Regions from separate parts of the Homo sapiens genome. Here region 2 is linked to region 1. The links are chromatin loops, found by intact Hi-C in ENCODE. Cell type or tissue: mammary epithelial cell. All regions are shown on one strand.

Region 1 (5,000 bases):
TCCCAAGAGGCTCAACAGACATTACTGTTTTTGCTTCTTCATTATGAGTTACCTCTCTGGCCACCCCACTGAACTAGCTGGGCTAGCTGAGCCTGGGAGAAGAGTTGTTTAGGAAGTGAGAGGCTGCTCTCCACAGAGACTCAAGGCTCAGTTCCTCCTGGTGACTCAGATGGGCAGCCCAGTGGGCACACGTGGTCTCTCTCCACATGTGGCTGAGTTTCACTTCCAGAATAGATGGAGAGGCAAGGGCAGGGTTTAGCATGCTTGAGGAATCTCAGAGGGCCCTGGTGGTGTGGGGGACCCTCAGAACACAGGTGTCTCAAGGGCTGACCCAGCTTCTGTGTCCTTTTCTCTGGGTGAGGAGGGGACATTCATGGGCAGATGGTGACCTCTGGGGAAGGCAGCCCAGACTCCACTGGCCACCATATTTCCTTTTTCACAACTTTCTCACCCCTGTGGTTTCCCATGTCATCATGTGGCCGCTTCCCGCAAGGCCTTAGCGGGGTGCAGGTATGAACATAGTGTCAGGCAAGGAGGCATCTGGAGGGGAACCCTGGCTTTTCCTGGGGGGACTCCCTCCCTGCACCCTAGCCCTGTCCTCTCCCATGGCTACTGATGCCTTCCCCTCACCCCAGAGGTGGCCCACATCTGCACAGATCAGACCCACAAAAATCACGTCTTCCTGACTCTCATAAGCCTGCCCAGTGAGGCCCAGGCATTAGGCCATGTGCTGGGGACTCAGACCCACACATATACGCATGTCAGCATTCATGCTTACAGGTCCGCACATGCTGGGGCAAGTGTCACACACGGGGCGCTGTAGGAAGCTGACTCTCAGCCCCTGCAGATTTCTGCCTGCCTGGACAGGGAGGTGTTGAGAAGGCTCAGGCAGTCCTGGGCCAGGACCTTGGCCTGGGGCTAGGGTACTGAGTGACCCTAGAATCAAGGGTGGCGTGGGCTTAAGCAGTTGCCAGACGTTCCTTGGTACTTTGCAGGCAGACCATGTGGACCCTGGTGAGCTGGGTGGCCTTAACAGCAGGGCTGGTGGCTGGAACGCGGTGCCCAGATGGTCAGTTCTGCCCTGTGGCCTGCTGCCTGGACCCCGGAGGAGCCAGCTACAGCTGCTGCCGTCCCCTTCTGGTGAGTGCCCCTCAGCCTAGGCAAGAGCTGGCAGCCTGGGTTTTCCCAAAGGGTCATCTTGGATTGGCCAGAGGAGGACGCCAGGCACAAGTCTGTGGTTTATCATTTTCCCTGTCTTTCTAGGACAAATGGCCCACAACACTGAGCAGGCATCTGGGTGGCCCCTGCCAGGTTGATGCCCACTGCTCTGCCGGCCACTCCTGCATCTTTACCGTCTCAGGGACTTCCAGTTGCTGCCCCTTCCCAGAGGTGAGCGTGCCATCAGCCCAGTGGAGGGGCTTAGGTCTGCATTTATGCTTTTCCTGCACTCTACCACCTGCAGATAAAAGGGCCCTGCCAATGCAGGTTTCTCTGTGTTCCACAGGCCGTGGCATGCGGGGATGGCCATCACTGCTGCCCACGGGGCTTCCACTGCAGTGCAGACGGGCGATCCTGCTTCCAAAGATCAGGTGCAGCTGGGGTGTGGGTGCAGGGCAGGCAGACGGGCAGCATGTGGAGTCTGGAACCCAGGAGCCCAGCTGGCGGGGGCAGCCCTGATTCCTGCCCTTGTGCCCTCATTCATGTGGCATCTGTACTAAGCAACAGCCCTGCTGTGGACAGAGGGGCAGCACTGGGGATAGGAGGGTGCGGGAGAAAGTGCAAGACTCCAGGTCCAGGCGTTGTGGGGGTGGGGAGAGGTCGAGCTGGGCCGGTCTAATACCAACCCATGGTCAGTGGGTGCCCCTTCCCCATGCCATCTTGCTGAGGGAGGGACTGGATTGTGAGGAGGGTGAGTTAGGCCTGCCTAGGAGATCACTGAGCCTTAGTGTCACCCTCAAACCCCAGTAGCTGGGCTTGCAGGCCCTGGTGCCACCAGCTCCTTGTGTGATGGGGGAGTCACCTTCCCTGAGTGGGCTGGTAGTATCCTGGGTCATCTTGTCCACAGGTAACAACTCCGTGGGTGCCATCCAGTGCCCTGATAGTCAGTTCGAATGCCCGGACTTCTCCACGTGCTGTGTTATGGTCGATGGCTCCTGGGGGTGCTGCCCCATGCCCCAGGTACAAATCTGGGGGAGATGGGGGTATGTGGAGGGAAGTGGGGGCAGAGTTGGGGGCCAGGGGCAGGGGGTGAAGACGGAGTCAGGACCATTTTTTCTCAGGCTTCCTGCTGTGAAGACAGGGTGCACTGCTGTCCGCACGGTGCCTTCTGCGACCTGGTTCACACCCGCTGCATCACACCCACGGGCACCCACCCCCTGGCAAAGAAGCTCCCTGCCCAGAGGACTAACAGGGCAGGTGAGGAGGTGGGAGAGCATCAGGCCAGGGGCTGGGGCGGGGCCTCATTGACTCCAAGTGTAGGAAAAAGTTTCCTCCATCCTGGCTGCCCCTCACGTTTGCTCCTCTTCCAGTGGCCTTGTCCAGCTCGGTCATGTGTCCGGACGCACGGTCCCGGTGCCCTGATGGTTCTACCTGCTGTGAGCTGCCCAGTGGGAAGTATGGCTGCTGCCCAATGCCCAACGTGAGTGAGGGGCTGGAGCCAGCTTGGCTGTGTGCCCCCAGCCACCTGGCCCTGACACGCACCTTACAGGGGCTCTGTGGCATGGGGCTGGCTGGCTGCTTGCTGGGAGCCTGGCTGATGCAGGGTTCATGCTACCCCCTAGTGGGGGATTGGGGCAGTGCCAGCCATCAGCCTGGCTGCTCCCTGTGTGCTACTGAGCCTGGAAGTGACAAAGACCCACCCCTGTCCCCACTCAGGCCACCTGCTGCTCCGATCACCTGCACTGCTGCCCCCAAGACACTGTGTGTGACCTGATCCAGAGTAAGTGCCTCTCCAAGGAGAACGCTACCACGGACCTCCTCACTAAGCTGCCTGCGCACACAGGTACCAGAGGCAGGGTGCAGATACAGGGGTGGGGCCCCCTTTCCTCCCTTTTAGGCCTGGCCTTAGGATCACTGCAAGGTGGTGTAAGCGGTACCCTCCATCTTCAACACCTGGTTCCAGCTGTGGAGCCGGCAAAGGGTTGATACCCCTGAGGGTCCCCAGTGCCACTTCTGACCTGTCCTCTCTGCTTCCCTCACAGTGGGGGATGTGAAATGTGACATGGAGGTGAGCTGCCCAGATGGCTATACCTGCTGCCGTCTACAGTCGGGGGCCTGGGGCTGCTGCCCTTTTACCCAGGTACCCAGGGGTGGCGGGTGGGTGGGCTGAGCACAGTGTGGCAGGCAGCCGGGCCCCAGTGCCCACCTGCCCTTCTTCATCTGCCCTAGGCTGTGTGCTGTGAGGACCACATACACTGCTGTCCCGCGGGGTTTACGTGTGACACGCAGAAGGGTACCTGTGAACAGGGGCCCCACCAGGTGCCCTGGATGGAGAAGGCCCCAGCTCACCTCAGCCTGCCAGACCCACAAGCCTTGAAGAGAGATGTCCCCTGTGATAATGTCAGCAGCTGTCCCTCCTCCGATACCTGCTGCCAACTCACGTCTGGGGAGTGGGGCTGCTGTCCAATCCCAGAGGTATATGGGAGGGGACAGCATCTTGGCCTGGGCAGGTGGGTGGCCAAGCTCCTATTGCTTTCTGCCCTCCGCATAGCCCATAGGTGATACCCAGCTCTGACAGATTCGTCCCCAGCTGGAGGTGCTGTAAGCAGGAGAGGCGGGCTGGAGTAGGTAGGGGCTCGGCACTGCGCCCCACATAGTGGCTACCTACAACGCCCTTTCCTGCCCACCCCCCAGGCTGTCTGCTGCTCGGACCACCAGCACTGCTGCCCCCAGGGCTACACGTGTGTAGCTGAGGGGCAGTGTCAGCGAGGAAGCGAGATCGTGGCTGGACTGGAGAAGATGCCTGCCCGCCGGGCTTCCTTATCCCACCCCAGAGACATCGGCTGTGACCAGCACACCAGCTGCCCGGTGGGGCAGACCTGCTGCCCGAGCCTGGGTGGGAGCTGGGCCTGCTGCCAGTTGCCCCATGTGAGTGCCTCCCTGCCTGCCCCTGGATAGGGGAGCTAAGCCCAGTGAGGGGACAGGAACATAATGCCATTCTGTGCTCCCTTCCCCGCCAGGCTGTGTGCTGCGAGGATCGCCAGCACTGCTGCCCGGCTGGCTACACCTGCAACGTGAAGGCTCGATCCTGCGAGAAGGAAGTGGTCTCTGCCCAGCCTGCCACCTTCCTGGCCCGTAGCCCTCACGTGGGTGTGAAGGACGTGGAGTGTGGGGAAGGACACTTCTGCCATGATAACCAGACCTGCTGCCGAGACAACCGACAGGGCTGGGCCTGCTGTCCCTACCGCCAGGTCAGTGCCAACCCCCATCCTGGGGCTGGGTATGGCCAGGGACCAGGTCCCACCTCGTCCAACCCTCTCGCCCCCCTCTGACCATCCAGGGCGTCTGTTGTGCTGATCGGCGCCACTGCTGTCCTGCTGGCTTCCGCTGCGCAGCCAGGGGTACCAAGTGTTTGCGCAGGGAGGCCCCGCGCTGGGACGCCCCTTTGAGGGACCCAGCCTTGAGACAGCTGCTGTGAGGGACAGTACTGAAGACTCTGCAGCCCTCGGGACCCCACTCGGAGGGTGCCCTCTGCTCAGGCCTCCCTAGCACCTCCCCCTAACCAAATTCTCCCTGGACCCCATTCTGAGCTCCCCATCACCATGGGAGGTGGGGCCTCAATCTAAGGCCTTCCCTGTCAGAAGGGGGTTGTGGCAAAAGCCACATTACAAGCTGCCATCCCCTCCCCGTTTCAGTGGACCCTGTGGCCAGGTGCTTTTCCCTATCCACAGGGGTGTTTGTGTGTGTGCGCGTGTGCGTTTCAATAAAGTTTGTACACTTTCTTAACAGTGTCTGATTTGCCGCCCTGCCTGCCCTCCCCAGGGCCCCAGAACAGGGGTTCA
Region 2 (5,000 bases), 350 kb before region 1:
GATAAGGGCAGATGGCACTGTCAAGAGGTCTGTGCTACTCTGGGTGTGTCAAAGTGTCCTGTAGCTGTCAATGGCCACAGCTGGGTGTGTTTTTGTGTTCTTGGTGTCTTTTCACGTCTATGTCCATGTGTTCCTATATGACACAGTCGCTGAGAATGCCTGAGAATGCCTAAGTGTGCACTTTTTTTTTTTTTTTTTGAGACTGAGTCTTGCTCTGTCACACAGGCTGGAGTGCAGTGGTGTGATCTTGGCTCACCGCGACCTCCACCTCCCAGGTTCAGCCTCCCGAGTAGCTGGGATTACAGGTGTCAGCCACCACACCTGGCTAATTTTTGTATTTTTTTTTTTAGCAGGGACAGGTCTTCGCTACGTTGGCCAGGCTGGTCTCAAACTCCTGACCTCAAGTGATCCGCCCGCCTCAGCCTCCCAAAGTGCTGGGATTATAGGCATGAGCCACCACACCTGGCCTATGTGAGTGCACAATTCTGTATCCAAACGTGTATGAGTGGATCTGTGTACCTCTGTACACCTGTATGGTGTACAGGGGCATTCCTCTACGTACAGATGAGTGTCTGTGTGACTGTGGCTGGTGTGGGTCTCCAAGTTTGTCTACTGTGTCTCTTTGTACACCCGTGTGTCTACACATCGTTTATCTGTTTGCATCTCAATGCTATGGGGCTCTGTATTTGTGTACTGTGCATGTTTGTGTGTGTGTCTCCCCTCAGGAGCTGTGATGTGGTACTGTCAAATGTCAACCCCAGCCCCTCACCCTGGCCAATTCCTGTCACATTCATGCCCTGCTGGGCTGAGATGCGGCCAAGAAGGGCTGTATTGGGAGGGAAAGCCTTGGGCTTAAACCTGGCTACTGTGCTCGGGGCCCAGGACCCTTCTGGGTGGAAGTTATGTCTCTGCTCCCAGGATCTCCAAGACCCAAGCCTGGTGAGAAGCTGGGCCCCTGAACCTGGGCACAATGACAACAGGCTCTGCTCTAACAAAATAACACCCACCTTTAAAGGAAGAAAAATGTGAGCTGGACCCATACATCAACAATGATCCTGTAGGCCTTCAACTCAGAGGGGTGGGGCTGGGTAGGAGTGCTGACCCCAGACACTCACACTCTTCTCCTCCAGAAAGCAGGGCCAGTCCCCAACCAGAGGAGAGGTGGAGGGGACACAGTGGCCCCAGGGTCAATGGGCCTGGAGTTAATCATCTACTCTGGTATCTCTGGGCCCCATTGGCTGCCTGGGGACACGGCCCTCTGGGATGAAGCCCAAAGGAGTCAGAAGCCGCTTCCCAGCCCATTTCCACCTCATAGGCTCAGGGGCAATGGAGCTGATTCAGTCAGCAGGGACTGAATTGGGTGGATCCCTAGGAAGCCCCCATCTGAGGGAGATACCAGTCCTGCCCTCAGGGAGCCCCAGTCTGAGTCAAAGAGGACAGAGACAAGAAGGAATTCTGAGTGGAGAGGGGTCAGCAGGGGTGGCCTGCTGTGATGAAGAGCTGGCCTTGCAGCCTAGGGAAAGAGAAGCACATTTGGGTTGAAGGAGTTTGGAGAGGAAAACTATTATGCCCCTGGAGGCTAAGACCTCCTCCTCCAGTGGATTCTGAGAAGTGTGTGTGTGGCCGGGCCTGAGAGTAAAGAGGGAAGAGAAAGAAGGCCCTGGAGGTGGCCCCACCAGGTAGGGGGTGCAGCCCCTCCACGCCATTGCTTCATGCTTTGCCTTGGAACCCAAGATTTCTAAGTGGGAAAACAAAAAAACTCAATGAGGAGGTCCTATGTCAGCCCCTCCTTCCACTACAGAGTCTCCCCCCCGGGACAGTGTGTCCGAGGGGTGGGGGACTGCGGGGAAGATCCCAGAAACGGGTAAGCGCACTCACTCGGCCTCCCCTGGAGACTCCTCAGGAGGGAAGTAGCCCAAGCCCTGCTCCCCAAAAAGGCAGAGCCCCAGGTGTCAGGACTCCAGCATGGGGAGACAAAACCACGTGCAAGAAAGCAGGGAGGAGCAGGGGTAGGAACTGAGGGTGCTTAGGGTCTGGCCATGCCACTGACGAGCTGTGTGACCTTGGCCAGGTCACCTCCCCTCTACAACAACAGAGGGTCCTCTTTCCCCCTCTACAACAACAGAGGGTCTGACTGGATCAGAGTGTACCCAAGGGCAGGATGTGTGCAGCTGACAGTGCCCAGCACATGGACACAGTATGAAGTAACATTGAATCATATCCTGTGAATGTTTTCAAGCCTTTCAACTCCTTTCCAAAACTTGCTTAACAGCATGGATCTGGAGCAGAACTGCTTCCTAGACCAGCTCCACGGCTTGTGAGCTGAGTGACCCTGATCCTCACATATTTCTGTACCTCCATTTTCTCATCTGTAAAATGGGAATAATGATAATAGCTATCCTGGAGTCACTGAGAGGATTAAATGAATGACTATTTGTGAAGTCCTTTGCATAGTGCCTAGCATTCGACATGTGTTAGCTATTCCTCTACCACACAGAAGGCTTTGCTTGGTGCTAGGGTATCTTTAACACATGGCACCTGCTAACCTTCCATGTTACCAAGAAAGCAGGCAAGCTATGCAGATGGAATATAATGGAATGTAATAACATTGTTTTCCTCTCACTTGATTCTTTTTTAATTTTGATTTTAATTTTAATTTTAATTTTTTTGAGACAGGGTCTCATTCTGTCGCCCAGACGGGAGTGCAGTGGCACAGTCTCAGTTCACCGCAATCTCCTCCTCCCAGGCTCAAGTGATTCTCTGGCCTCCTGAGTAGCTGGGATTACAGAAACATGCCACTACTGCCTGGCTAATTTTTGTATTTTTAGTAGAGATGGGGTTTCACCATGTTGGCCAGGCTGGTCTTGAACTTCTGACCTCAAATGACCCACCCGCCTCCTCACTTGATTCTTAAGGCTTATGGCAAGTGATACTGGCCTAGTTACAGACCTAACATGGATAAACTTTAAGTTTAAAAAGGTTAAAGAGGGCCGGGCGTGGTGGCTCACGCCTGTAATCCCAGCACTTTGGGAGGCTGAGGCAGGTGGATCACGAGGTCAGGAGTTTGAGACAATCCTGGCCAACATGGTGAAACCCTGTCTCTACTAAAAATACAAAGATTAGCCGGGTGTGATGGTGTCTGCCTGTAATCCCTGCTACTCAGGAGGCTGAGGCAGGAGAATCGCTTGAACCCAGAAGGCGGGGATTACAGTGAGCCGAGATCGCAACACTGCACTCCAGCCTGGGCAATAGGGTGGGACTCCATCTCAAACAAACAAACAAACAAAAAAAAAAAAAAAAAAAAGGGTTACAGAGGTCGAGTGAAGTAGCTCACACCTGTAATCCCAGCACCTTGGGAGGCAGAAGTGGGAGGACTGCTTGAGCTCAGGAGTTCACGAACAGTCTGGGCAACATGGTGAACACCCGTCTTCAAAAAAAATAATTTTTTTTTAAATCAGCTGGGCATGGTGGTGTGCATTTGTGGTCCCAGCTACTAGGGAGACTGAGGCAGGAGGATCATTTGAACCTGGGAGGTGGAGGCTGCAGTGAGCTATGATTGCACCACTGTACTGCAGCCTGGGCAACAACAGAGTGAGACCCTATCTCAAAAACCAAAATAAAAAACTCTATTTTATTTTATTTTTACCAGATGTGATATTCGATAAAGAAAAGCATTAACACTAAAGTATTATAAGTTTTGAGGGGTGTTTTGAGGATATCACAGAATTCCTCAAGCTGGTACCCAGTGACTGGAGTTTGGCAAACCCTGGTAACCTCATGGTCATTCATTAGGATCTTTTTTGAGCTCAGGCAACAGGACAGACAAGGCCAGCACCACCCGCCCCCGCCCTCCCACTGCCCCCCTTCTTCTACTCTTTCCAGCGCCCTCCTTCCAGCCCCCTGCCCAGCCCTGTGCTCAAAGCCACCTACAGTCCCTTCTTCTCTGGTCAGAATGCCAATCATCCAAGGCCCTGCAGACTCCCAAAGCCGCCCCTGGAACCTACCTTGGCAGCAGATTAAAGACAACCCGCCACATTTAGTCTCGGCCCCATGACCGATAGTGGGTTCAGTTCCTCCAGGGGCGGGGGAGCCTAGTGGCCCCGCCCCCTGACTCATGGCCTGACCCTCCTCAAACGCACCCAGAGGAGACTCCTGGTCCCCTGTCCGGACCCCGCCCCGACCAGGTCCAGCCCCGCCCAACGGCAAGTTAAGAGCCCCCCAGTGCCAGACGCTCCAGACAGACTGCCACTCTTGGGGGGCAAGAGTTGGTTGTCGTCATGGCGACGGCGCTGATGGCTGTGGTTCTGCGGGCAGCTGCTGTAGCCCCGAGGCTGAGAGGCCGGGGAGGCACTGGGGGCGCCCGAAGGCTGAGCTGTGGCGCGCGGCGGCGGGCGGCGAGGGGCACCAGCCCGGGGCGCCGGCTCAGCACCGCCTGGTCGCAGCCCCAGCCCCCGCCCGAGGAGTACGCGGGCGCGGACGACGTCTCCCAGTCGCCCGTCGCCGAGGAGCCGTCGTGGGTGCCGAGTCCCAGGCCCCCGGTGCCCCACGAGTCCCCAGAGCCTCCTTCGGGCCGCTCGCTGGTGCAGCGGGACATCCAGGCCTTCCTGAACCAGTGCGGGGCCAGCCCTGGGGAGGCGCGCCACTGGCTCACGCAGTTCCAGACCTGCCATCACTCCGCGGACAAGCCCTTCGCCGTCATCGAGGTGAGCGGAGCCCGGCGTGGGCCGTGACGCAGCGAGGGGATGGGGTTGTGCGGCCACCTGTCCTCAGGCATGGCAGGATACGCTGCGGGCTCTGCGCAGCGGAAGCGGGAAGGAGCCCGGCAGGGCCCAGACCAGCGCCGCCGGGAATGGGAGAGGCCGTAAGCTCCTCCGGAAGCCTCCCGCCCAGCCCGAGTGAGGATCCTGGGGGACCCCACCCGCCAGGTGTGATGCTCTGAAGAAGGCCCCCAACATGGGCGCAGTTAGGGGTTCAGAAGGACCTGGACAGGAGCCGCTTGC

The links. Hi-C counts contacts between places; a loop is a spot of excess contacts. Peaks named below come from ENCODE experiments on the same cell type or tissue, not always from the same donor. Only the 100,000 strongest peaks of a DNase experiment are listed, where the experiment ranks them.
Region 2: a loop joins it to region 1, with 6 times the contacts of the local background. A loop is called at or near these places in 3 of 110 quality-filtered maps.

What each region holds. Positions count from the first base shown.
Region 1 is chr17:44,348,163-44,353,162 of GRCh38, forward strand. GRN (granulin precursor) reads left to right here. Exons shown (of 13, transcript NM_002087.4): 2 at 996-1,140; 3 at 1,264-1,389; 4 at 1,505-1,589; 5 at 2,066-2,178; 6 at 2,280-2,415; 7 at 2,529-2,638; 8 at 2,875-3,001; 9 at 3,201-3,298; 10 at 3,388-3,633; 11 at 3,853-4,086; 12 at 4,179-4,409; 13 at 4,499-4,944. The coding sequence starts at 1,003. The coding sequence ends at 4,636. Among named protein-coding and RNA genes, the nearest start is that of GRN, 5.4 kb to the left of the region's middle. RefSeq lists a silencer at 2,619-2,913. In mammary epithelial cell, a CTCF peak has its summit at 2,783 (motif pointing left); DNase peaks (open chromatin) are centred at 159 and 799; H3K4me3 peaks cover 190 bases; H3K27ac peaks cover 828 bases.
Region 2 is chr17:44,000,387-44,005,386 of GRCh38, forward strand. It overlaps NAGS (N-acetylglutamate synthase), which reads left to right and starts at 4,236. Exons shown (of 7, transcript NM_153006.3): 1 at 4,236-4,703. The coding sequence starts at 4,278. It also overlaps a transcript of PYY not described here. In mammary epithelial cell, no CTCF peak of the experiment used is centred here; a DNase peak (open chromatin) is centred at 2,255; H3K27ac peaks cover 581 bases.